Linked DNA regions of Homo sapiens: region 1 is linked to region 2. A link is an interaction called in ENCODE POLR2A ChIA-PET data of the cell type or tissue named here. Cell type or tissue: MCF 10A. All regions are shown on one strand. Links, peaks and the distances in the headings refer to the core of each region. The heading gives the core; the rest is flanking DNA. Region 1 overlaps EPO (erythropoietin). Region 2 overlaps ZAN (zonadhesin).

Region 1 (10,436 bases), core at 1-8,000, 76 kb before region 2:
GGGGTGGAGTTGGGAAGCTAGACACTGCCCCCCTACATAAGAATAAGTCTGGTGGCCCCAAACCATACCTGGAAACTAGGCAAGGAGCAAAGCCAGCAGATCCTACGGCCTGTGGGCCAGGGCCAGAGCCTTCAGGGACCCTTGACTCCCCGGGCTGTGTGCATTTCAGACGGGCTGTGCTGAACACTGCAGCTTGAATGAGAATATCACTGTCCCAGACACCAAAGTTAATTTCTATGCCTGGAAGAGGATGGAGGTGAGTTCCTTTTTTTTTTTTTTTCCTTTCTTTTGGAGAATCTCATTTGCGAGCCTGATTTTGGATGAAAGGGAGAATGATCGAGGGAAAGGTAAAATGGAGCAGCAGAGATGAGGCTGCCTGGGCGCAGAGGCTCACGTCTATAATCCCAGGCTGAGATGGCCGAGATGGGAGAATTGCTTGAGCCCTGGAGTTTCAGACCAACCTAGGCAGCATAGTGAGATCCCCCATCTCTACAAACATTTAAAAAAATTAGTCAGGTGAGGTGGTGCATGGTGGTAGTCCCAGATATTTGGAAGGCTGAGGCGGGAGGATCGCTTGAGCCCAGGAATTTGAGGCTGCAGTGAGCTGTGATCACACCACTGCACTCCAGCCTCAGTGACAGAGTGAGGCCCTGTCTCAAAAAAGAAAAGAAAAAAGAAAAATAATGAGGGCTGTATGGAATACATTCATTATTCATTCACTCACTCACTCACTCACTCATTCATTCATTCATTCATTCAACAAGTCTTATTGCATACCTTCTGTTTGCTCAGCTTGGTGCTTGGGGCTGCTGAGGGGCAGGAGGGAGAGGGTGACATGGGTCAGCTGACTCCCAGAGTCCACTCCCTGTAGGTCGGGCAGCAGGCCGTAGAAGTCTGGCAGGGCCTGGCCCTGCTGTCGGAAGCTGTCCTGCGGGGCCAGGCCCTGTTGGTCAACTCTTCCCAGCCGTGGGAGCCCCTGCAGCTGCATGTGGATAAAGCCGTCAGTGGCCTTCGCAGCCTCACCACTCTGCTTCGGGCTCTGGGAGCCCAGGTGAGTAGGAGCGGACACTTCTGCTTGCCCTTTCTGTAAGAAGGGGAGAAGGGTCTTGCTAAGGAGTACAGGAACTGTCCGTATTCCTTCCCTTTCTGTGGCACTGCAGCGACCTCCTGTTTTCTCCTTGGCAGAAGGAAGCCATCTCCCCTCCAGATGCGGCCTCAGCTGCTCCACTCCGAACAATCACTGCTGACACTTTCCGCAAACTCTTCCGAGTCTACTCCAATTTCCTCCGGGGAAAGCTGAAGCTGTACACAGGGGAGGCCTGCAGGACAGGGGACAGATGACCAGGTGTGTCCACCTGGGCATATCCACCACCTCCCTCACCAACATTGCTTGTGCCACACCCTCCCCCGCCACTCCTGAACCCCGTCGAGGGGCTCTCAGCTCAGCGCCAGCCTGTCCCATGGACACTCCAGTGCCAGCAATGACATCTCAGGGGCCAGAGGAACTGTCCAGAGAGCAACTCTGAGATCTAAGGATGTCACAGGGCCAACTTGAGGGCCCAGAGCAGGAAGCATTCAGAGAGCAGCTTTAAACTCAGGGACAGAGCCATGCTGGGAAGACGCCTGAGCTCACTCGGCACCCTGCAAAATTTGATGCCAGGACACGCTTTGGAGGCGATTTACCTGTTTTCGCACCTACCATCAGGGACAGGATGACCTGGATAACTTAGGTGGCAAGCTGTGACTTCTCCAGGTCTCACGGGCATGGGCACTCCCTTGGTGGCAAGAGCCCCCTTGACACCGGGGTGGTGGGAACCATGAAGACAGGATGGGGGCTGGCCTCTGGCTCTCATGGGGTCCAAGTTTTGTGTATTCTTCAACCTCATTGACAAGAACTGAAACCACCAATATGACTCTTGGCTTTTCTGTTTTCTGGGAACCTCCAAATCCCCTGGCTCTGTCCCACTCCTGGCAGCAGTGCAGCAGGTCCAGGTCCGGGAAACGAGGGGTGGAGGGGGCTGGGCCCTACGTGCTGTCTCACACAGCCTGTCTGACCTCTCGACCCTACCGGGCCTGAGGCCACAAGCTCTGCCTACGCTGGTCAATAAGGTGGCTCCATTCAAGGCCTCACCGCAGTAAGGCAGCTGCCAACCCTGCCCAGGGCAAGGCTGCAGTGCGCTGAGATTGTCATCAAGGAGAGGGAGGCCAGAGGACGGGTCCTTTTGGGAGTTTTGGGGGCTGGTAACAGCTGCCAACCCTGGTCACTGGCCCTTGTTAATTTCTGCCTCTTCTTTGGTCTCTTCGGCTGATGCCACACTCCCAGCATCAGCCTTCCGCCTCAATGCACATCCTCGCTAAGTCCAGCTGCCTCCTTTACTCACCTGGGGACTGTCACCATGAATACTCGCCTCTGAAATTCACAAAAGGGGCGGTACACACAGGTGCGGTTGGAGCCACCTCTATAAACAGCATCTGCTCGGGGACAAGGGCCACTCTAGGTGGTCCATTTATATATTTGTGATTTTGTTTGTTTGTTTGTTTTTAGTGACAGTGTCTTGCTCTGTTGCCCAGGCTGGAGTGCAGTGGTGCAATCATGGGTCACTGCAGCCTCAAACTCCTGGGCTCAAGCAATCCTCTAGTCCCAGCCTCATGAGTAGATGTGACTAAAGGCATGCATCGCCATGCCCTGCTAATTTTTAAATTATTTTTATCTTATTTTTTTTAGAGATGGGGTCTTGCTATGTTGCCCAGGCTGGTCTCAAACTCTGGGTTCAAGTGATCCTCCCTCCTTAGCCTCCCAAAGTGCTGGGATTATAGGTGTGAGCCATTGCGCCTGGTTTATTCCTTCTACCTAATCCCTACCTGCTCCTTTACTCCCCTGGGGTGGGGGACATGGAACAAATGAACTCTACTTCCACTCTTGATTTCTACTTCTCATTTTCCCCTTTACTCTGACCACAACTTCAGATTCCTTCTCAAAAATAATGCTTCAGCGGGAAAGGACCACTGAGGAGGGACCTGTGCAGACAGCAAAAGCTGTCATAAAACTGTATGGGAGGCCAGGCACGGTGGCTCATGCCTGTAATCCCAGCACTTTGGGAGGCTGAGGTGGGTGGATCATCTGAGGTCAGGTGTTTGAGACCAGCCTGGCCAACGTGGTGAAACCCCATGTCTACTAAAAATACAAAAAATTAGCCGGGTGTGGTGGTGGGCTCCTGTAATCCCAGCTATTCTGGAGGCTGAGGCAGGAGAATCACTGAACCTGGGAGGCGGAGGTTGCAGTGAGCCGAGGTCGTGCCACTGGACTCCAGCCTGGGCGACAAGAGCGAAACTCTGTCTCAAAAACAAAACAAAAACAAACAAACAAAAACAACTGTATGGGACCCCGATCCTGGTTGTTATCCCATATGTGAGGGCCGGTCTTTCTGCTTGTATCATCAACTGTAGAGAAGTCAGCCTGTGTTCCCCTGCACATATGCAAACGGGAGAGAATGTTTTGCAATCCGCAGCAGGAAAAATTACGGGAAGGTTTTGGAGGTTGGAGGGTACTTGACAGGTGTGTAGGGAGCGGGGCGGTAGGTGTGGAGCTGGGATGCGAGGAGTCGCCAAAGGGGAGGACCCAAGAGAATTTTCCCTCTGTTCTAACCGGCTCGTGGGCTACAGTGCCCTCTTCAGGTCTTACTAGGAACTGCTAGAGAAACCTACAAGCGATAGATCCTTAGGGCTCTGACCTTGTACATTTCTTTTCTTTTCTTTTCTTTTCTTTTTTTTCAATGGAGTCTCACTCTGTCACTCAGGCTGGAGTGCAGTGGCGCGATCTCGGCTCACTGCAACCTCCGCCTCCCGGGTTCAAGCGATTCTCCTGCCTCAGCCTCCCGAGTAGCTGGGACTACAGACGCCTGCTAACACACCTGGCTAATTTTTTGTATTTTTAGTAGAGATGGAGTTTCACCAGGTCGACCAGGCTGGTCTCAAACTCCTGAGCTCAGAGGATCCGCCCACCTCGGCCTCCCAAAGTGTTGGGTTTACAGGCGTGAGCCACCGCGCCCGGCTGTGACCTTGTACATTTCAATACACATTTATATTGTGGTTTCCACAGATGGCATTTGATTCTTGCACCAGGAATGCTGTGAGTCAGTAAAGGAGAAATCTCCCTCTTAGGCTGCTGACATCGGAGCTAAGAGGCTTGTTCTTAAGCCGAAGGAATCTGGCTAATAAGAGACTGAGCTAGAACCTGAGCACAGGATTTAGGACTCCTAATCCCAAAGGCTGTCCACCTCTTAGCCTGATTTGTAGTCTAAGGCTCAAACATCTCATCAATGAGCAACCCGCTTTTGCCTCCCTCCTCTCCGTCTGCAGGATTCAGGGTCACTGATCTTATTCCACAACTGTCTTCAGACTTCTCACTGCTTTCAGTTTCTAAAATATAATAAAAAAATAGTAATTTTCAACCAGATGTTGTGGCTCACGCCTGTAATCCCAGCACTTTGGGAGGCTGAGGTGGGAGGATCCCTTGAGCTCAGGAGTTTGAGACCACCCTGGGCAACATAGTGAGACCCCCATCTCTACAAAAAAATTTAAACATTAGCTGGATGTGGTGGCATGCAGCTGTAGTGCCAGCTACTCAGGAGGCTGAGGTGGGAGAATCACTCAAGCCTGGGAGGTTGAGGCTGCAGTGAGCTGTGATCACACCACTGCATTCTAGCCTGGGTGACAGAGCAAGATCCCATCCCCTCCCCCACAAAAAGAGTAGTTATCAAACCTGAACTGTCTGACCACTCCTGGGATGGATGTGAGAGGCAAGTACGTTAGAAACATTTAAAACATTTATTCCAAGTTTATAGAATGGCTACTGTGAACCAAGCCTTTGCACTAAGTGCTAGGAGACATGAAATGACACTCATAGCCCAGTGGCCAGTGGGCAGCCTCCTGGGGGCAAAAAAAGGCACACATTAATTCATTTTATTTTATTTATTTATTTTTTGAGACAGGGTCTTGTTGTGTCACCCAGGCTGGAGGGCAGTGGCACAATCTCAGCTCACTGCAACCTCCACCTCCTGGGTTCAAGCAATTCTTGTGCCTCAGCCTCCCGAGTAGCTGGGATTACAGGCACATGCCACCACACCCGGCTAGTTTGTGTGTGTGTGTTTGTGTTTTTTTGTTTGTTTGTTTTTGTTTTGTTTTTTGGTAGAGATGGGGTTTCTCCATGTTGGCCAGCCTGGTCTCGAACTCCTGATCTCAGGTGATCCACTCATCAGTCTCCCAAAATGCTGGGATTACATGCATGAGCCACTGCACCTGGCCTTGACGCACATTAATTCAGACGTAGTCATTTTGGTATGGGACTGAGTGCTAAGCTGTGCAATGCCAAGAGGCCGGGGAAGGGAAGAACCACAGGATTTAGAAGAACTAAGCGAGGCCCAGAGTCTGTGCTGAGAGGCAGATTCCCAAGGAGGGTGTTGCCAGATTTCAGAGGTTCTTCGAGTGCAGGCCAGGAAAGGAACTTTCCTCTGAACTGTGATCATGGTTATAATTAACAACACATTCAATCTGTGGCATCTGCATGCTGCGATTCTCACCCGAACTCCACGAAGCAGGAATACAATGAGTATCATCCCCATTTGTCAGATGGGGAACTAAGTTCTGCTGGAAAGTGACAGAGCCAACACTTTTGACTTTCTGGTGGGGACAGGAGCCAGCAAAGCCTAGTTCTGAGTCAAGGGGTTACATAATTGTTTAAAGATGATGCCTTCTGTTTGTAGAGAGCTTGGCTATTTACATGAAAAGCATGTGATTTCCTGGCATGCTTTTCATTTGCTCTCCTAACGCCAAGAGGAAGGCAGGGATGATGGAGGGTCCCCATTTTGCAGAGGAGGAAACTGAGGCCCAAAGAGATTATGGGCCTTGCCCAGGTCATAAAACACGGAGATGGGGCTGGACGAAGTGGCTCATACTAGTAATCCCAGCACTTTGGGAGACTGAGGCAGGAGGAGGGCTTGAGCACAAGAGTTCCAGACTGGCCCCAGAAACATAGGGAGACCCTGTCTCTAAAAAAAATTTTAAAGCAGTGGGGCATGATGGTGTGCACCTGTAGGCCCAGCAGAAGCAGGAGGGATCACTTGAACCCAGGGATTTGAGACTGCATTGAGCTATGATTGCAGCGCTGCACTCCAGCCAGGGTGACAGAGCAAGACCCTGGCTCAAAAGAGAGAAAAAAAAAAAGTCCGGGTGTGGTAGCTCAAGTCTGTAATCCCTGCACTTTGGGAGGCCAAGGTGGGTGGATCACTTGAGGTCAGGAATTTGAGACCAGCCTGGCCAACATGGTGAAACCCCATCTCTACTAAAATTACAAACATTAGCCAGGTGTGGTGGTGCATGCCTGTAATCCCAGCTACTTGGGAGGCAGAGGCACGAGGATTGCTTGAACCTGGGAGGCAGAGGTTGCAGTGAGCTGAGAGATCGAGTCACTGCACTCCATCTTGAGCAACAAGAGCGAGACTCCGTCTCAAAAAGAAAAAAAAAAGAGAGAGAGAGAGAGTCCCTTTTCTCTCTGACCCAGGATCACCAGGGAGAGGAAAGAGAAGAGATGGAGTGAATGAGACAGCTGTGGTCAGCAAGGCGTGTCCATCTTCCACGACCGACTCCTTCCCATTCAATCCCCTGCCTTGGGATCCTGCTTCTTCCCTGCATAGGCAGAAAGTACCTACCAACTTCCCTTCTTCCCAACTCCCTGCTCTGAGTACTGCGCTAGGAGCCAACTCAGCCACCTCCTGCAGCCCCAGCTCTCCATCTTAACTGCAGCCTCTCGCTCTTGGGTACTCACTGACTCAAATCCTCCCTCTGGGCCCAAGCATCAGGCTGAACAAAGACCTGTCCCTAGTTCACAGGTCACCTAGGATTCTTTTTTTTTTTCTTTGAGATGGGGTTTCGCTCTTGTTGCCCAGGCTGGAGTGCAATGGCGCGATCTCAGCTCACTGCAAACTTTGCCTCCCGGGTTCAAATGATTCTCCTGCCTCAGCCTCCTGAGTAGCTGGGATTACAGGCATGTGCCACCACACCTGGTTAATTTTGTATTTTTAGTACAGACAGGGTTTCTCCGTGTTGGTCAGGCTGGTCTCGAACCCCGACCTCAGGTGATCCACCTGCCTCAACCTCCCAAAGTGCTGGGATTACAGGCGTGAGCCACTGTGCCTGGCCAGTCACCTAGGGTTCTGCTGGAACTACTGAACTGTAGTTCAGTAGGTGATCTTACCACAGTAGGGTTTGTTGCTGGAGTTGCATTAGCTAAACAGGGTCTTTTAGACACTGGAATCTAAGCTGAAGGCTAATAATATTATTTGAAGATGGTGAAAGTTAATTCTACTAAAATTCCATCATAAAACTGTGGCATTGTGAAGGATTGTTGGCAACAAATAAATAGACGATAGTATAGTTTCTCAATTTATGGGAGTCATGGCCAAATGTCTCTAAACTCCCTTCTTTATTTAAGAAAATTGATTATTAAAAATGGCCAGTGGTTCACGCCTGTAATCCCAACACTTTGGGGGGCCAAGGTGGGCGGATCACCTGAGGTCAGGAGTTCGAGACCAGCCTGACCAACATGGTGAAATCCCGTCTCTACTAAAAATAAAAAATTAGCTGGGTGTGGTGGTGCATGCCTGTAATCCCAGCTAGTTGGAAGGTTGAGGCAGGAGAATTGCTTGAACCTGGGAGGCGGAGGTTGCAGTGAGCCAAGATCGTACCATTGCACTCCAGCCTGGGCAACAAGGGCAAAACAAGATAAAAAAAAAATTACGTGACCGGGCGCGGTGATGTACACTTGTAATACCAGCACTGTGGGAGGCCAAGGTGAGAGGATCACTTGAGGCTGGTAGTTTGAGACCAGCCTAGTCAACATAGTGAGATCCCTGTTTCTATAAAAAATTTGCTGGGCTACTAAAAAATAGACTGTAGTTCCAACTACTTGGGAGGCTGAGGTTGTAGTGAGCTATGATTGAGCCACTGAACTCTAACCTGGGTGATAGAGCAAGACACTGTCTCAAAAAAAAAAGTGACTGCCACACATAAATTTCTTTCTTTTATTATTATTATTATTATTATTTTTTGAGACAGAGTCTCACTCTGTCACCCAGGCTGGAGTGCAGTGGTGCGATCTCGGCTCACTGCAACCTACCCCTCCTGGGTTCAAGAGATTCTCCTGCCTCAGCCTCCTGAGTAGCTGGGACTACAGGTGCGCACCACCATGCCCAGCTAATTTTGTATTTTTAGTACATACGGGGTTTCACCATGTTGGCCAGGCTGATCTTGAACTCCTGGCCTCAGGTGATCTGCCCACCTTGGCCTCCCAAAGTGTTGGGATTATAGGTGTGAGCCACTGCACCCAGCCAACATCATAGATTTCTGGCTTTAAAAAAATCTTGGCTGTACTGATTGAGCCTCCTCCCCAATCTTACAGAGGAAGGAACTAAGACACAGAGAGGGTGAGAAAAGTTCCCAAAGACACACAGCAAATTTAGGACTGGGCTCCAGTTCTCTCAAGGGCTTTTCCACAGCCCAAGGTCTCTCACACCTGTTCCCACAGCTGCCAGTCTTGTCAAGGTTGCCAGTCTCTGGGGCGTTGCTGGTTCCTGGCTCCCTAAAATACAGGGCCCAAGGGTCCTCCCCCACTTTCCTGTCCTGCCGTGAGCCCCCCACCCCCACTTCCAGACGGATTGGGAGCTGTGACCCCCAGCTCTGTGGTCCCAAAGGGAGGTCAGCTAAAGCAGCTACCAGGGGACTTATTGCCCAACAGGGAGTGGCTATGATCAATGTCTTCTGCTCCTCTTCCCTGGGTTAACCATTTCCTGGCCCTGGCCCCTCTGTTAATTCCTCTGCTAACCTGGTATGGAGGAAGGGTGGACAAGGGCTTGGGATGGACACCATTGATATCCCCAGGTCTGACATAAACAGGCAGGGGGGTGCTCTCAGTCCTCAGATGTGATCCCTGCCTGAGCTCTGTTGGCATTCCATGGCGAGGCTCTTCAGCCTCATTTGGGCAGAAGCGGTCCTGGGGATTGCAAAAGGGCTTTCTTTTTCTTTTATTTATTTCTTTTTAGAAACAGAGTCTCCTTGTGTTGCCCAGGCTGGAGTGCAATGGTACAATCATAGCTCACTGCAGCCTTGAACTCCTGGGCTCAGGCGACCCTCCCGCCTCAGCCTTCTTTGTAACTGGAACTACAGGTGTGCACCACCATGCTTAGATAATTTTTGTATTTTTTGTGTAGAGGGTGGGTTCTCGCTATGTTGCCCAAGCTGGTCTCGAACTCCTGGGCTCAAGCAATCCTCCTACCTTGGCCTCCCAAAGTTCTGGGATTACAGGCACAAGCCACCGCGCCCGGCCATTTCTTTTCTTTTCTTTTCTTTTCTTTTCTTTTCTTTTCTTTTCTTTTCTTTTTGAGACAGATTTTTGCTCTTGTTGCCCAGGCTGGAGTGCAATGGCGCGATCTTGGCTCACTGCAACCTCTGCCTCCCAGGTTCAAGCAATTCTCCTGCCTCAGCCTCCCGAGTAGCTGGGAGTACAGGCATGCACCACCATGCCCAACTAATTTTTTGTATTTAGTAGAGATGGAGTTTCACCATGTTAGTTAGGCTAGTCTTGAACTCCTGACCTCAAGTGATCTGTCAACCTCGGCTTCCCAAAGTGCTGGGATTACAGGCATGAGCCACCGTGCCCGGCCTCCGGCCATTTCTTAATATGATCCAATTACATACCTACTGATAAATATTTATCATAACTTTTCCTATTGTAAACAATGTTGCAATTAATATCTTTGGGTATCCGCAAATTTGTGCAAAGTGCATGTATTTCTGTAGCAAGTTTCCTAGAAATGTTAGGTCAAAGATATGCACATTTGAAAGTTCAACAGTCATTGTCAAATGCCTTCTAAGAAGTTTTCTGGCCAGGCACTGTGGCTCACACCTGTAATCCCAACACTATGGGAGGCCAAGGTGGGTGGATCACCTGAGGTCAGAAGTTCGAGACCAGCCTGACCAACATGATGGAACCCCATCTCCACTAAAAATACAAAATTAGCCGGGTGTGATGGCACATGCCTGTTAATCCCAGCTACTTGGGAGGCTGAGGCAAGAGAATTGCTTGAACTCGGGAGGTGGAGGTTTGCAGTGAGCTGAGATTGTGCCATTGCTCTCTAGGCTGGGTTGACTCCTCCCCCAAAACAAACAAACAAACCAAAAAACAAATGCCTTCTAAGAAGTTTTCACCGGCTGGGCACAGTGGCTCATGTTTGTAATCTCAGCACTTTGGGAGGCTGAGGCAAGCGGATCACTGGAGCCCAGGAGTTTGAGACCAGCCTGGGCAACATAGTGAGACCCTATCTCTACAATACAAGCAAGCAAAAAAAACAAACAGAAATTAGCTAGGCATGGTGGCTTGTGCC
Region 2 (10,611 bases), core at 2,612-10,611:
AAGGAAGGAAGTTTCCCCAAAGCCCAGGGCTAGTGAGGCAGGGTTGGGAGCCAGGCTGGCTGACCCCTGGCCAGTCTCTGGCAGCCGCTGCTTTCTCCCCGGGCGTCCCAGCCCCCAGCCAGGCCTTCCCTCAGCTGGGAGTGTCCTCCCAGGGCCCCCCTCCCACAACCCTCTCTGTCCTTGCAGAAAGCCCGTGTCTGCAGAACCCCTGTCAGAATGACGGGCAGTGTCGGGAGCAGGGAGCCACCTTCACCTGCGAGTGTGAAGTTGGTTACGGGGGAGGCCTGTGTATGGAGCCTCGAGATGCGCCACCTCCCAGAAAGCCAGGTGAGGGCATCGTCCAAGGCCCTGTACCCTCACAACCTCTTCCTGGCCGACAACCACAGAATGATTCTATATGTATTATATTCACATATAGAATGATATGTATTATAATATTATGTTACAGATATTATATATTATAAACATAACAATTTGTAGCTATAATGGATATTAATATATTAATATATCTTGTATATTAATTATCTATTTATATATTACATATATTATTATAGTAGGAATTATAATATAATCCCTAGAAATTCGCAGGACAAGCATCCTCAAAAAACCAGTCCTGGCCGGGAATGGTGGCTCACGCCTGTAATCCCAGCACTTTGGGAGGCTGAGGTGGGCGGATCACGAGGTCAGGAGATGGAGACCATTCTGGCTAACGAAGTGAAACCCCGTCTCTACTAAAAATACAAAAAGTTAGCCGGGTGTGGTGGTGTGCGCCTGTAGTCCCAGCTACTCGGGAGGCTGAGGCAGGAGAATCACTTGAACCTGGGAGGTGGAGGTTGCAGTGAGCCAAGATCAAGCCACTGCACTCCAGCCTGGGTGACAGAGCAAGACTCCATCTAAAAAAAAATAAAAAAATAAAAAAAAATTAGCTGGGTATGGTGGTGCACAGCTGTAATCCCAGCTACTCAGAGGCTGAGGCACGAGACCCGCTTGAACCCGGGAGGCAGAGGTTGCAGTGAGCTAAGATCACGCTACTGCGCTCCAGCCTGGGCGACCAAGACTCCATCTCAAAAAAAACAAAAAACAAAAACCAAAAACAAAACAAAAAACTAGTTCCTGTGCCCATCTCCTACCTATATACTGTGAAATCTTCTCTCTGAAGCCCAGCTCCCCACTCCTGTGACCTGTATCTCTCACCCCTGCTGCTTCCTCCTCCTGTGTCCTTCTGTGCCTCTCCAGCACCTTCCATTGTCCTTTCCTATCCCAAACTACAATTCCCATGGGCTTCTGGGCCAGTGGTTCTCCAGCTTTATCTTGCCTAAGATTGAAGACGGGGTAACTTGTGTACATGTATATTCCAGGACACACTCTGAAAGATCAGATTTGGTAGGTCTGGAGTGGGCCCAGGAATCTGCTTTTTTTTTTTTTTTTTTTGAGTCTTGGTCTGTTGCCCAGGCTGGAGTGCAGTGGCGTGATCTCGGCTCACTGCAACCTCCACCTCCCGGGTTCAAGTGATTCTCCTGTCTCAGCCTCCTGAGTAGCTGGGATTACAGGCGCCGGCCACCACGCCCGGCTATTTTTGTATTTTTAGTAGGGATGGGGTTTCGCCATGTTGGCCAGGTTGGTCTGAAACTCCTGACCTCAGGTGATCCTGCCACCTTGGCCTCCCAAAGTGCTGGGATTACAGGCGTGAGCCTTTGTGCCCAACCAGAATCTGCATTTTCAACAAGGGCCCAGGAAACTATGGAAGTGACTCCAGGGCTACTCTTTGAGAAATGCTGGCTGAGATGACACCTGGACTCTAGGGGACCTAAGAGAAACAGCTGCCCACCTAAATAGGCTTAAGGGAGGGCAGGCGTGGTGGTTCATGCCTGTAATTTCAGGACTTTGGGAGGCCAAGGCGGGAGGATCACTTGAGCCAGGAGTTCAAGACCAGCCTGGTAACATAGCAAGACCCCATCTCTACAAAAAATCACGAAAATTAACCGGGTGTGGTGGCATGTGCCCATAGTCCCAGCTACTTGGAAAGCAGGCTGAGGGGGAGGATTGCTTGAGCCCAGGAGTTCAAGGCTGCAGAAAGCTATGATCGCACCACTGCACTCCAGCCTGAGCAATAGAGCCAGACTCTGTCTAAAAAGGCTTATGGCAAACAGAAAACATTGCGGGGGTTGGGGAGGGGGCACTAAGACCTTGGAGTCCCTGGAGGTGAGAACCTCCTGGAGGAAGAAGCAGACACACCTAGAGATTTAGAGAGATGAGGTCCCCTGGGGTAGCAAGCAATCCCCAAAAGGGAGTACCCCTCAGTCCCCACCCTTCCCGTCTCACGTTCGACCTAATGTCTCTTCCCCGCACCCAGAAGCATCTAACCTGGTGGGCGTCCTACTGGGACTGCTGGTGCCTGTGGTGGTCGTACTACTGGCCGTGACCAGAGAGTGCATTTACAGAACGAGGAGGAAGAGGTGAGTCCTGGGAAGGAGAGAGGAAGGGCGGGTGGGGTGTGCAAACCGGGAAGCGGCTGGGCCCGTAAAGGGCCACTTGGGGACCCATGTCTATTCCCCCATGCCTTCTAGAGAGAAAACGCAGGAGGGAGACAGACTGGCCAGGCTGGTGGACACAGGTGAGAACCAACCCCACAGCCCGGAACCTCGGGGCCTAGAGTTGAGTCTCCTCTCATACATGGTTTTCTTGCTTTCTCCTCAGATACTGTTCTGGACTGTGCCTGTTAAGTTGCTCAGTTTTGAGCTGTCTTCAGACAAGAAGATTAAATAAATTTATATATTTATTTATTTGAGACAGGGTCTTGCTCTGTCGCCAGGCTGGAGTGCAGTGGCACGATCACAGCTCACTGCAGCCTCAACCTCCTGGGCCTCCTGCCTCAGCCTCCTGGGTAGCTGAGACTGCAGGCATGCGTCACCACGAAGGCTAAATTTTAACATTTTTGTTTTTGTAGAGATGGGGGCGGGTCTCACTATGTAGCCCAGGCTGGTCTCAAACTCCTGGCCTCCAGCAATCCTCCCGCCTTGGCCTTCCAGAGCCCTGTGATTACAGGCATGAGCCATGGTGTCTGGCCAAAATTATTTATTTTTGTTTCAGTTTTTTGTTGAGATGGAGTCTCGCTCTGTCTCCCAGGCTGGAGTACAGTGGTGTGATCTCTGTTCACTGCAACCTCCACCTCCTGGGTTCAAGCGATTCTCCTGCCTCAGCCTCCTGAGTAGATGGGATTACAAGTACACACCACCTTGCCTGGCTAATTTCTGTATTTTTAGTAGAGACGAGGTTTCGCCATGTTGGCCAAGCTGGTCTCGAACTCCTGACCTCAAGTGATCTGCCCGACTTGGCCTCCCAAAGTGCTGGGATTATAGGCATGAGCCACCACGCCTGGCCCAAAATTATGTATTTTTGAGACGTGAATGTCCACATGATTATAGTGGAGGAAGTTGGGTCTTGGAGGGAGGAAAATGAGGGAGAGAGGCACGTGGAGGCCTAGGTAGGGCTGGGTTCTGTGCAAAATGTCTAGAGGGGAGAGGAACCTAGGTTTGAGGTGAGGGTGTTGTCCCTTAGAGAAAGCCACATGCGGGTGGCACATTCAGTCCCGGCGAGGCTGACATCACTAGGGGAGACAGAAGGAGCAGGGAGGGCAGAAGGAACAGGGCGGGCAGGGGAATGGAGGGTGGGATGCAGCCCCAGACCCTCGGCTTCTGATTTAGGAGAAGACTTCACCTCAGGAATCCGAGTGCTTAGAGGACGTGGCCTCTGGCTCCCCACCAAGGTGATTCTGAGAAATTTTACATGTCAAGTACAGACTAAGGTTGGGGAATGTGGCTTTTTTTTCTTTTTCTTTTTTTTTAGAGACAAGGTCTCACTCTGTTGCCCAGGCTAGAGTGTAGTGGTGCAGTCATAGCTCACTGCAGCCTTGACCCCCGGGGCTCAAACGATCCTCCCATCTCAGCCTCCTGAGTAGCTGGGACTACAGGCATGCACCACTACGCCTGGCTAATTTTGATATTTTTTAGAAGAGATAGGGTCTCACTATGTTGCCTAAACTGGTCTTGAACTCCTGGGCTCAAAGAGCTCAGCCTGCCTCCACCTCCCAAAGTACAAGGAATACACGTGACCACCTTACCCAGCCAAACGTGGCCTGCCCGCCTTTCCTTCCTTCCTTCCTTCCCTCCTTCCTTCCTTCCTCCATCCTTTCCTCCCTCCTTCCCTTCCTTTTCTTCCTCTTACTCTCTCCTTCCTTCGTTTTTCCTTCCTTCCTTCCTTCCTTCCTTCCTTCCTTCCTTTCTCCCTCCCTCCCTCCCTCTCTCTCTCTCTCTCTCTGTTTTCTTTCTTTCTCTCTCCCCTCTGTCCCTCCCTTCCTTATTTAGAGACAGGTGCTTCCTCTGTTACCCAGGCTGGAGTGCAGTGGCGCAATCATAGTTCACCCCCCAAAGTCCCTCCCACACCTCCTCGAGGGAACAAAACATGGGTGATGTGTCACCAAGGGAAGAGGGGACAGAGGACTCAAGAGCCCGAGGGACCCCAGAAGAGGGCTGTAGAGGTGAGAAATTGAGGGCAAGTCTCCCTGGGCTGGGAAGGGCCCAAGCTGTGATTTGGGGTCCAGCACTGACACAAACACGACAACAGGGGGCGACTGAGGTGCAGAAGTGGAAAAAGCAGGTCGGGCGTGGTGTAATCCCAGCGCCTTGGGAGGCTGAGGGGGAGGACTGCTTGAGGCCAGGAGTTTGAGATCAACCTGGGCAACATTATGAGGCCCCCTGTCTCTACAAAGAATAAAACATCAGCTGGGCATGGTGGCGTGCGCCTGGAGGATTCCCAACTACTCAGGAGGCTGAGATGGGAGCTTGAATTCTTGGGCTCAAGCCTCAGCCTCTCAAGTAGCCAGGACTATAGGCGCATGTCACCACGTCCTGGCTAAAAAAAGTGGCTTTTTCCAAAAAAAGCAAATCAGCCTGTGACCCTCTGGAGAGGCCCCCACCCCCGGTATTCCTCCATTTTCCAAAAGGGGCTAGGGGTTACTGAGGGCGGGGTCTGGGGTCTGGGTTGCTGAAGAATTCTGACCTCTATCCTACTAGGAGTGACCCACTCACCCCAGCCTGAGGCCAAGGTGCAAACATCCCGCCCCCTCCCTCGGGACCTCTGCCTCCCATCAGGCAGGTCCTTGCTTGGAAGTGGGGGCTGGGACGTCTTGCTTGTGCTCTAAGAAGGAAGGCTTGCTGGGTGCGGTGGCTCACACCTGTAATCCCAGCACTTTGGGAGGCCGAGGCGGGCGGATCACGAGGTCAGGAGATCGAGACCATGCTGGCTAACACGGTGAAACCCCATCTCTACTAAAAATACAAAAAAAAATTAGCCGGGTGTGGCAGCTGGCGCCTGTAGTCCCAGCTACTCAGGAAGCTGAGGCAGGAGAATGGCGTGAACCCGGGAGACAGAGCTTGCAGTGAGCTGAGATCGTGCCACTGGAAGGAATGGAAGGCTGCCAATTGGGCTGGGGGAAGATCAGGATGTAGGACCCCAAAGGGGATTTGGGTTTGGGGATGTCAAAACGGAGGACAGGCTGGGTGTGGTGGCTCACGCCTGTAATCCCAGTGCTTTGGGAGGCTGAGGAGGGAGAATTGCTTGAGATCAGGAGTTGGAGACCAGCTTGAGCAACATAGCGAGTCCCTGTCTCTACAAAAATGTAAAGAATTATTGGGTGACTGAGGCGGGAGGATTGTTTGAACCCAGGAGTTCCAAGCTGCAGTGAGCTATGACTGCACCACTGCACTCCAGCCTGGGCAACAGAACGAGACCCTGTCTCTAAAGAAACAACCAACCAACCAACCAACCAGGGAGGATACTGAGTTCTAGAAATGTGTTATACTCTGCGCTTATCCTCTGGGATGACACGCCCTGAGGTCACCTTTATGGGAATGAAGCAAGACCCAAACCCGGGAAGGGAGGGTCCTGCCCAGCGAGACTCTCCCTTGCCCTAGCTGGAAGAGCATTCATGGTGGGGAGCTGGATGTGGCAGGAAGGCTCAGGGCAGCCTGGAGCTCTTGGGGCTGGACCTCAGGGGGCTTCTGCAGCCCCCTGCCCTGACCCCAGCTCCCCACACCGGGTCTTCACTCTTGGCCTCTCTGCTGCACCTCTGCAATGCCCATTAACCTTTCTTTCTCCAGCTACAGCTCTCTAGGACACCTTATCTAGCCCGGATGTCTGGTTGGCAGGGGAAGAGGGTGGGCCTGGGCAACATCCTCTGGATGGACCCCCCGAGTCCCTCCCACACCTCCTCAGGGGTACAAAACATGGGTGATGTGTCACCAAGGGAAAGGGGACAGAGAAGAGCCTGAGGGACTCCAGAAGAGGGCTGTAGAGGTGGGAAATTGAGACAAGCCTCCCTGGACCGGGAAGGGCCCCAGCTGTGATTTGGGGTCCAGCACTGACCCAAACACGTCAACAGGGGGCGACTCAAGTGCAGAAATGGAAAAAGGTTGGGCGCGGTGGCTCACGCCTGTAATCCTAGTACCTTGGGAGGCTGGGAGGGGAGGATAGCTTGAGGCCAGGAGTTTGAGATCAGCCTGGGCAACATTGTGAGACCCCCCCCAACCCGTCTCTACAAAAAATAAAAAAAATCAGCTGGGTGTGGTAGTGTGTGCCTGGAGGATTCCCAGCCACTCGGGAGGCTGAGATGGGAGGATCCCTTGCGCCCAGGAGTTCAAGGTTACAGTGAACTATGATCATTCCACTGCACTCCAGCCTGAGTGACAGAGTGAGGCCCTGTCTCAAAAAAAAAAAAAAAAAAAAAAAAAAAAAGAAAAAGAAAAAGAAAAAGCAATGGACCAGGTTAAGCCAGGCTGGTCCTTGTCAAGACCTGCCCCTGCAGGTGCCCGGGGGGAGGCCAGAAAGATCCCTGGAGAAAAGGACACAGAAAATGGCAAGAAAGAAAGCGGGGCATTTGGAGGGGTAAGTTGGGGGAAGACAGGAGGTTCCCCCTCCCCTTTCCAAGAGGCAGGGAGAACCTGCCCGGGCAGCATCTTGAATGGGAGAATTGTCCTCGGCGCGCGCTTATCGCTTGTGTACACACGTGGGGGGGTCCCTTCTTCCCTTCCCCCACAGCCAATGCAGACACTCTCCCCGCACTGCCTCTAAATCTACCCCAGCTGTCAACATCTGGCCCCCATCTGTGTCCATCCACGGAACCCCCTGCTCCAGCTCCTGCCCCAGCCTCCCTCTCCAGTGGCTGTCGGGCAGGGCTGGGAGCTCAAGGCCTTCCCTCCCTCTCCTGCAGCAGCCTCTGGCCAGGACTGAGGAACCAGGACAGGGGAGGGAGGGGACAGCCCCACCCCGGAGGTGCCCCAGGCTCTTGGCAGAGCCAGCTGGAGACGTTAGAAGCAGCTGCGAATGATTCATCTCGCTCGGCCCCCACCCCACCACCTCAAACATACCCTGGGGCTGATAACCAAGTTCCAGCCCCTACAGCCCTGCAGCCTCCAGACCTCTGACACCTCTCGGTCAGCCACAAAGCCCTCCCTACCCAGCCCCACTCTCCTTAGAAATCTAGTCCATCACCCCCATCACCCCTGGAGCTGGGACACGTCCCATTTTCTTTTATTTATACAAAAAGTTACTTTTTTAAATATAATTTAAGAACCCCTCCAAGCACCGGCGTCCGTTTCTGGGTTCCACCACCAACTACCGCCCTTTTCACTACCTCACCCCACACCCCTTCATAGGACACAGCTTGGGGGTCCCAGGCGGGGTCCGGGGATGTGGGATGACCAAGGCACTGTTCTGGAAACAGACATGATGATGGGCCCCTGTTTCAACTTGGGCAAAGGAGGCCATAGTGAAACAGGTTCCCTCCAACACAAAGTTATGACAAGGACGGTAGAAAAACAAAACGAAGAAACAAAAAGGGAACGGGGAGAAAAATTAAGACCAAAAACAAAACTCAAAAACCTTCAATATGAAGGCAGCAGCTGGGGGAGGGGCATTTACAAGGGAAAAAAATGATTGAGTTTGGTGGTGACAGCAGCAAGTTGGGACTACAAACCCCAATGATTTTGTCACTGGGCCCTGACACCCCTTCTTGCCCCCTGGGACAGCCCCCCCACTCTGGAGCTGGCAAGGGAGTCACACTCTCTTTGGTCTGCGGGAACGCACCCATCAAGGTGAGGGGGGCACCTGGGGAGGCTGGGAGATGTTGGGCACTTCCTTTTCCTCTGGTCACACCCAGTCCTGAGGGAAAGGCGCCCTCACCCTTGGTCTGGAGTTCCCCGAGGTGGCTGGGGGGTGATTTTCCCCTCCTATTATGGCAGAACCCCCAAATCCTGTCTCTCCAAATTGCCAACTCCTCACCCCACGGGCTCAAAGTGCAATCCAGCGGGGCACAGGGCTGGGGGCCTCTGTGAGTCCCCACTCTGCCCCGGAAAATGGGGAGGCGGTGTCCCTGGGGTGGGGAGTTCCTGCAGGTCAGTACTGCGGGGCCGGTCCTCCTGTCCCACCCGGGGTTCCCGGCTTGGCCTGGGACTTCATGTGCTGGACACTGGCCAAGATTTTCTTCTGGTGTCCCGCCAGAGTGACTCCGATTCGGAGCAGGTCCCTGCAGAAGGAAAGGAGAGCTTGGTGAGACCCTAGGTTCCCTGTGGCCGCTCTCCTCTCTTGGCTCCTGAGACGGTCCTAGCCTCAGGATTGTAAGCCAATCAGAAAAGCCAGCGGGGGAGGGAGAACAGATGTCAACAGTTCCCGGGCAGTTTTTTTAAGAGCTGGGCAGCCATCCTTCTGTGCAACCGCAGAAGGGGGTAGGGCTGGAGGCCAGAGGCAGGGCCTTTGGCTTGGGTGCCAGGGAAGGAAAGAAAAGAGAGAAAAGCCCGCAAAATGAGACTGGGGGAAGAGGCTGCACAGATTGCCGTAGAGGGAAATGGAGTGTGAGAAAGAAAAGGCCGAAGTGGGAGAGGAAGAGCTGGGTGGAGAGGAAGAGGAGGTTGCTGATGGCTGGAGGCTGAGATAAGGGGAAAAAAGGGAGAGGAGGCCCCCTGGGTCAGAGAGAGGCTGGGAAGAATTAGGGAGGGATGTGCCCAGGCCCCGTGGGGCAGGGGCAGACTGGCCTGAGACCCTCTGGCTCTAGCCTCCTGAGTAGCTGGGACCACAGGCACGCACCACCATGCCCAGCTAATTTTTTTGTTTTTGTTTTGTAGAGATGGGGTTTTGCTATTTTGGCCAGGCTGCTCTCAAACTCCTGGGCTCAAGCAATCGGTCCACCTGAGCCTCCCAAAGTGCTGAGATTACAGGCGTGAGCCACCACCTGGCCTTCACATTTCTTTTTTTTTTTTTTTTTTTTTTTTGAGATGGAATTTCACTCTGTCATCCAGGCTGGAGTGCAGTGGTGCGATCTCGGCTCACTGCAACCTCCACCTCCCGGGTTCAAGCGATTCTCCTGCCTCAGCCTCCTCAGTAGCTGGTATTACAGGCACGCACCACCATGCCCAGCTAATTTTTGTATTTTTAGTAGACATAAGGTTTCACCAAGTTGTCCACAATGGTCTCGAACTCCTAACCTCAAGTGATCTGCCCACCTCGGCCTCCCAAAGTGCTGGCATTACAGGCATGAGCCACCATGCCCGGCCTTCAGATTTCTATTCCTTCTATTTCTGTTATTCAACCTGGGGTGAGAGGAGATCTTGGGAGAGGAACGGGAAGGCAGAAAGGGGGAGTAGCAGACAAAGGCCAAGTGGGGATACGCAGCCTTTGGGAGGCAAGGAATCATAAAACCATTTCACATAAAAGCTGAAGAGGATCTCCAAAACCTAGCCCAATCTTCTCCTTTTATGGTTGGAAAAAGAGAACCCGAGTTGACACATTGTTACCGTGAGAGCCGGGCCTGGAATGCAGATAGATGCACAAAGATAGCTAGAAGTGAGAGGCGGAAGCGCGATGGCCCAGGGCTGTGATGGCAGGAGGAGGTGAGGCGGGCAGGCTGGCCCCAAAGAGTCCTTGGGTCCTCAGCTCCATGGGGCTGTGACTGCTCCTCTGGGGCCCTTCTAGGCATGGCATGAGCGCAGTGCAAGAAGACAGCATTGGCACCCGAAGCTGACCCCAAAAGCCCCTGGAGACCCCGTGGGCCTGACTCCAGCTGCCCCGCTCTCCCAGCCCCACTCCAGCTCCTGCCACTGCTTACTCAGCAGAGATCTGGCTGACCAGCTCGAAGGAGCCAAAGCCAGCGGCTGCGAAACTTTCTTCGTATCTTCCCATTTTGATGGCCCGAAGCCACTCGCCCACAGAGCCAAAAGCTGAGTAGTGAGGCTGCCGCTGGTCCAGGAGAGGGTGTGAGGCCCTAGGGGGCAAGGATGGGGAGGAATGCTGAGTACCAGGCCCAGGTCCGGGGGAGGAGGTGGAACCCAGCCTTGCAGAGGCGGACAGAGGCCCTCCCACCCAACACCAATGAACGGACACTTCTGGGCAAGGAGTGGGGGCAGAGAGCGGGAAGGAGGGCCCATTCTCTGCAGTCCTCACCCGCCATTCTCCCGGGCCACGATTTTGAGGCTGGCGGGGTTCCGGATCATCTTGTCCAGGGCGCTGACCACCTGGGGGAAGCGGGGCCGGGCATTCCGGTCTTTCTGCCAACAGTCCAGC

What was found. Peaks named below come from ENCODE experiments on the same cell type or tissue, not always from the same donor. Only the 100,000 strongest peaks of a DNase experiment are listed, where the experiment ranks them.
Region 1: POLR2A ChIA-PET joins it to region 2 with 15 read pairs; 4 of 35 experiments call an interaction of 5 or more read pairs at or near these places.

The regions. Positions count from the first base shown.
Region 1 is chr7:100,721,793-100,732,228 of GRCh38, forward strand. It overlaps EPO (erythropoietin), which reads left to right. Exons shown (of 5, transcript NM_000799.4): 3 at 170-256; 4 at 872-1,051; 5 at 1,186-1,908. The coding sequence ends at 1,341. Among named protein-coding and RNA genes, the nearest start is that of EPO, 6.5 kb to the left of the region's middle. RefSeq lists a silencer at 3,039-3,273 and an enhancer at 3,425-3,604. In MCF 10A, for the core only: a CTCF peak has its summit at 3,649 (motif pointing left); DNase peaks (open chromatin) are centred at 3,649 and 4,119.
Region 2 is chr7:100,795,010-100,805,620 of GRCh38, forward strand. It overlaps ZAN (zonadhesin), which reads left to right. Exons shown (of 48, transcript NM_003386.3): 45 at 187-327; 46 at 2,357-2,456; 47 at 2,568-2,614; 48 at 2,698-2,788. The coding sequence ends at 2,723. EPHB4 (EPH receptor B4) reads right to left here. Exons shown (of 17, transcript NM_004444.5): 15 at 10,492-10,611; 16 at 10,157-10,312; 17 at 7,556-8,581. The coding sequence ends at 8,452. Among named protein-coding and RNA genes, the nearest start is that of EPHB4, 27 kb to the right of the region's middle. RefSeq lists enhancers at 4,454-4,513, 6,457-7,160, 7,161-7,863, 9,718-10,433, 10,434-10,611 and a silencer at 4,518-4,812. In MCF 10A, for the core only: CTCF peaks have their summits at 4,622 and 6,398; DNase peaks (open chromatin) are centred at 4,652, 7,342 and 8,712.